2 separate regions of the Homo sapiens genome follow, and region 2 is linked to region 1. A link is a loop called in an ENCODE intact Hi-C map of the cell type or tissue named here. Cell type or tissue: MCF 10A. All regions are shown on one strand. Each heading gives the region's core, and the rest is flanking DNA. Links, peaks and the distances in the headings are about the cores only.

The links. Peaks named below come from ENCODE experiments on the same cell type or tissue, not always from the same donor. Only the 100,000 strongest peaks of a DNase experiment are listed, where the experiment ranks them.
Region 2: a loop joins it to region 1, with 27 times the contacts of the local background. A loop is called at or near these places in 3 of 110 quality-filtered maps.

Annotation. Positions count from the first base shown.
Region 1 is chr6:154,804,340-154,807,269 of GRCh38, forward strand. It overlaps SCAF8 (SR-related CTD associated factor 8), which reads left to right. Exons shown (of 20, transcript NM_014892.5): 9 at 1,030-1,147. Among named protein-coding and RNA genes, the nearest start is that of MIR1273C, 48 kb to the right of the region's middle. In MCF 10A, for the core only: a CTCF peak has its summit at 1,158; no DNase peak of the experiment used is centred there.
Region 2 is chr6:155,173,389-155,176,318 of GRCh38, forward strand. All of the region lies in intron 9 of TIAM2 (TIAM Rac1 associated GEF 2), which reads left to right. Among named protein-coding and RNA genes, the nearest start is that of CLDN20, 89 kb to the right of the region's middle. RefSeq lists an enhancer at 1,591-1,650. In MCF 10A, for the core only: a CTCF peak has its summit at 1,510 (motif pointing left); a DNase peak (open chromatin) is centred at 1,503.

The sequences.
Region 1 (2,930 bases), core at 135-2,634:
AAAATTTAAAAACTAGTATTTTAGATTATGAATTGCAAACTTGCAAGCAGCATTTGAAATCATGTTGATCAGTGTCCTAAACAATGTAAGAATCTCCTTTAACAGTCCTGATGATACAGTTTATTTATCCAGTATTTTAATGCTTTCTGTAATGAGAAGTTAACTAATTGTTATTATTGTGTGTTCTTTTGTTGAGCTGAATCCTGTTTCCTTTATTTTCTATTAATATACACTGACCCATGTTTTGCTTTCTGAAGCAAGGAATCAAATTTACTCCGCTATCTTTAGAGATGTAGCTTTTCATTATTTGAAGACAGGTATCATTCTTCCCCTTAGGTTTATTTGCTTCAGATGAAGTACACTTTTTTCCAACTGTTTCAAGACTTCTCACCATCCTGTTTGGCTCTTTTGGGATGCCCTTTTTATTGTTAATGTCTTACCTTGTGGCACCCAGAATCCCAGGTGTATTCCAGGTGTGAATTTCCAAGAATATAGTTAAACTATTATTTTTTCTTATTTAAACAGTATCTGTCTCTGTTAACATACCTAATAATGTATATGATTTTCTAAAGGAAGAATATTAGTTTTATAAATTTTATGGTCAATTACAATGGTAGATTTCACACATACTGATTGATAGACTGTTTTTCTATCTCATAGTAAGAGAAGGAGTTAAAGTAACAATGTTTAAATGTTTAAACTTTTTATAAATATTGAGATTTTCTTAATATGCTCTAATGAAAAAGCAGTAATTTATATGTATTTAACAGCCTGAGATGGTAATATCAGATCTTCAGCAGAGCATCTCTGACACGTTATCCATCTATTGATGTACAATTGAAGAATGTATTTTTCTTTTAATAATTAATGTTCTCAAGTATTCTACTTTAAGTATTAAAATTGCAAAAGAAAACATGCAGTAGAATATGTTTTATTGAATTGACTTTTTTGTTTTCTTTGAATACTCAGTTATTTTCATAGTATCTTTAGTGGGTTTTAAAATATGTTTCCACCTGTTTTTCCTTTTAGTTCTCACGTTTCAGAATCTGTGAACAATTCCATTTTTCATCAGATAGCAGAACAACTACAACAGCAAAACCTAGAACATCTCAGACAGCAGCTCTTGGAGCAGCAACAGCCTCAAAAGGTTTATAACCCCATCTTGTGGTCTTTAGAGTTATTACTATTTATATTCTATAAATTGGCATTTTTGTGGGTTGGCTTTTTTTTTTTTTAATTGGTCTTAATAGAATATTTTCTCAACTATTTAGCTTTTACCAGCTACTTTATTTCTTTCTAAAGTTTGTTATGGTGATATTTTTTCAACTCTTATTAGTAAGACCATTTTTTTCAGGACCTTTATGGTTTTTTCTGTAATCAAATTGTGTTCTGGTAACTTATGAATGCACATTGTAGAAATTAATTTCAGTGTACTGGAAGTAGAGAACAGGATGGAGGGGGTTTCAGAATTACCACTTAAAACTAAACGTGTTTTTCTCTCTGTTCCCTATCAAGCAAGTTGATGATTATGTTAATGGTGACAATGATGATGGCCATGTAGATTGCTATCTTTAATTTTTAAAACGTATTTGCTGTTAGCATGTAGCAGGAGCTTTATTAGGTATGTGGTAGGCTTGTATACATTTAACCCTCAGGCGATGGGCATTATGACTCCCATTTTATCCCAGAGGAAGTGGAAGCTTGGTGAGATTAAACATCTCATGCAGCAGTGTACAGCTAGTGTTATATATTATCTGACTCAAGATGTGCGGTTATTTTATGCATAGCTAAGAATTTTAAAACATCGATAACTAAATGTAACATCCTTTTGAGTTGTAAGGATCCTTTAAGTTCATCTTACGAATTTGATAATCTTTGACAAAATATTGCACCTTAGAACTGATAAAATATGTTAAGTTGTAGAGCTAGGATTAAATTTATTTCAAAGCCTTTTTCTGCTGTATGTGAGAAATGGTTACGCATGTAAACTGTTCAGAATAAAAGTATTAGGAAACCCCCTTTCCCTCCCCAGCATACATCCTAATATTAAAAAAGTTTTGGCATTAATGAGTTTAACAAAAATATCACAAAATATTTTTGAGTATGTGTTACTTGTTAGGCAAGTGTTACATACAGAGATGAACAGAAATGAGGTTGTGGCATCAGGTAACCTCTTCTCTAATGGAGCACGTACATCTGTATGAACACCTGGCAGAATTCTTTATTTTTGTCATAGAGGTACAGCTGAAGGATTCTAGGAGCATGGAGGGGGGAACAGTTATTTTAGATGGAAGAGATAGCAAACTTGAGACATTGGGGTCTGAACTTGACTTTTTAATGCAAACAGTAATATAAAATGGATGTTAATGATATTTGCTGCATTGGAACTCATGCCTAGAATTATGAGAATGGAATTTCATACCTTTTTTTTGAAGAAACAATTCTGATATAAGTGGCCAGAGTAGGGGCAGTATTTTATGTCAAGCAAATGTATCTGCCTGAGAACCCAGAAGTTGAAGATAGAACACAATTAAGAACATTTAGATGTTGTTTAAAGAAAAAACAAAGTTGTAACTCAAAACAAACAGCTCGTCAGTGATGTAATAATACAAAAATCACAGAACTGCTAAGAGAGGCAGGAGGTAGTCGTGATGGAAGAATTTATCCAAACAACAGATTTGTTGAGCTATAAATGTAACACTTTGTGAATTGCTTTAGTCATAGTTTCATTTTAGAAGGTTTAGCAGAAGCACTGTAATCGTAGTACTTTATGTTTTTAATGGTCTCTCTCTTAGCAGAATCAAGTAGTCTTAACAAGCTTGTAATTAGCACCATGTTATTGAAGTAAAAATAAACTTGAGAGAGAGCGAGTCTGTTGTAAGAATCTCACCTACCAAAAAGAGAGAACTCTGGGCTTAGTTAATTACTCT
Region 2 (2,930 bases), core at 142-2,641, 370 kb after region 1:
CACCTTGTTTAATGGATTTTAATAGGATTATTTCTTTTGTCCTTCCATCCTTCCATCTATCTGCACACTTTTCTCTTGTCCAGAACTTATTCTCCTTCAATAATCTGTTAATTTTTCTTCTCGAAGCTTCCAGAGAGCATTAAGAACTTGACACTATGTCAACAGATTTGAGTAAGATACTGAAAACGGACAGCGTTTACCCTTCTGCCTGTAATATGACTGTGAATTTCTAGTTGTATCCAGCTCAGCACTGAAGTTTTGGGTGTGTCCTGGGTGTGGGACGCACTGTGTTAATGGCTGAGGGAGAATGAGGATGCAGAAGACAAAGCCTCTGCTGGTATTCATCTTCTCCTGGTGCGGGACTTAGAAGTGACTCTCCTGTGAGCTGGGCTTTGCCAAATGCTGTACCAGGGACATAGGAGAGTAAACTCATCTAAGTGAGAGGACTTGAGGGCAGAGAAAGGAGAGATAGGAGAGAATTCATAAGACAGGGGCATTTTAAACCAGGTTGGAGGGTATATATGGTTTCAGCACTGACTCTACTTGTAAGGACGGTACAGCAGAGAGAGGAGATGGAAGTGAGCACCGGTGTGGAGCAGGAGCATGCCACTCCCTTCTGGGGAATGTTCCCTGAGCCATTCTGTTCAATGGGAACATGGTGTGTGGCTTAGAATAATGGAAAGTAATCAGGAGATTTGGGTTGCACCCATTTTATATAAAGGGAGTTAACTGCCAGGCGGGCATTCTGTGTAGTATAGTGGTGGTGTGAACCAGCTCATCCCAGACTTCCACCCTTCAGATCCCCGGAGTACCATAGGCACTAGTTGTGTAAACTTGGGCAAGTTTCTAGAATTTCCTGAGCCATATTTTTCTTGCCTTTTCCATAGGAAGTGATGATGGTGCCTTCCTGAGAGGGCTGGCTGTGAGTGGTGAGTGAACTGATGGCACATCAGGAGCTTGTTTCATTTGGTCTCACGAGATGCAGTCTTTTTTTTTTTTTGAGATGGAGCCTCCCTCTGTCGCCCAGGCTGGAGTGCAGTGGCACGATCTTGGCTCACTGCAACCTCTGCCTCCCAGGTTCAAGCTGTTCTCCTGCCTCAGCCTCCTGAGTAGCTGGGGCTACAGACGCGTGCCACCATGCCCGGATAATTTTTATTTTTAGTAGAGATAGGGTTTTACCATGTTGGCCAGGCTGGTCTTGAACTCATGACCTTAGGTGATCCACTGGCCTCGGCCTCCCAAAGTGCTGGAATTACAGACGTGAGCCATGGCGCCCGGCCAAGTGATACAGTCTTTCTCTGATTGTCAGTAACGGTGAGAACAAGAGGGTGTGAAGGCACAGTGTTAATTTGTACTGCTCATGTTCCTCCCACACCTGTTTATCCATAATTACGTTCTTCCTGATCTCCAAAAGTGCAGCAGTAAATTAATTGCTCTGTCACCCTCAGTGGGAGCCTGTGACTTCCTCCGGGCCTTGTTCTTTGTGATGTTTCTTACTCCACAGTGACCTCTGCTGGGTTTTAGTTTGCTTCTCAACAAGCCTGGTTTCAGAGGTGGGGCCTGCACCTTTAAGGCAGCATCTGTTTGTTGCTAAGCACCGGGTTGAAATCACTGCCCAGATGAAAAGTACCCGAGAGAATGAACCAGGGAAAAAAATGTGCCTGTGTAAGACAAGAGCCTTTAGCAGAGAGTGTCCGGGCTGGTTCCTGGCATCCCTGGCTCCTTGCATCTGGTCCTGTCTTTTCCTTTGGCATTGGCACGTGTGGGGATGTGCATTCTGGCTGTGATCATCCTTCCAGAAAAATGTACTGAAAGCGACAGATCCAAGACAAATCCAGAAATGTCACTTCAAAATTGAGCACCATGTTTTCAAAAAGATGGCACAGAGAGACAGATTTTTCCCTTGCTTTCTTCTTTTAAATTTCTTTACGATGTCTCTTCTAGTTTTTAAATCCTGCATAGGAGGATCTTTTACTTTGTATTTAAAAATGCATGGAATTCAAAGTAAAATCACCCATTAATGATAACTTTAAAGTATGATGAATGATATATAATAATGTGATAGTATTGAATCTACAGGTGACATTTTCTGGTATGTAAGGTGTTTCACATAAGTGACCTCTTTTGCTCACAAAAACTTAAGTAACAAGTAATTTTTTCAATATGAATTATATTAATAATATCCTCTTTTACAAAACAGGAGCTGAATCGTACGTAGCAAGGTAAATCTTGTCCTAGGCCACACTTTGCTGGTAGAGTCTGTGACTTTTGATTTCGAAGCCCCAAATCTTTTCTTTACTGCTATGTGAATATAAGAACCTACCCAGAGAGAAACATGTCTACATCGCTTAAGAAATGTATGCTATTTTTGTTATGAATTACAAAAGGACGTATTAGCATGAAGTCAGCAATTGTTGTGATGATGTAGTTGGCACACTACACTTTTTTGGGAAAGGCTTCCTGAAGGTGGTATTCTTTGAGATGATTTTCCAACAGTGTCTATGTGTGAGATAGCTGAAGGATAGAGAAAAGATTTCCCAGGACTATGGGTTAATTTTAAGGAACAAATAGATTTCTGTCAGTGATGAGTCAGGCTAAAATTAAAAAGAAGAAACAAAGACAAAAACACAGATAGTCTTAGAAGAGAAAGCTTGTGCTGGATTAAGTGCAGTTCAGAGTCAGGATGGCAGGCAGATGTCAGTGACCATGGACAAGGTGTGTCTGGAATTCAGTGGGAGGTCAGAGAGGGATTATGGCTGAGATGCAGGCTTCACAGTGGCCCTTCTCAACCATGATCCCAGAGCAGTAAGCGTGGATACTCAGCAGCCCTTACATGGATTGCGGTGTTCTTTTTTTATTTTTTGAGACAGACTCTTACTCTGTTGCCCAGGCTGGAGTGCAGTGGCATGATCTTGGCTCACTGCAACCTC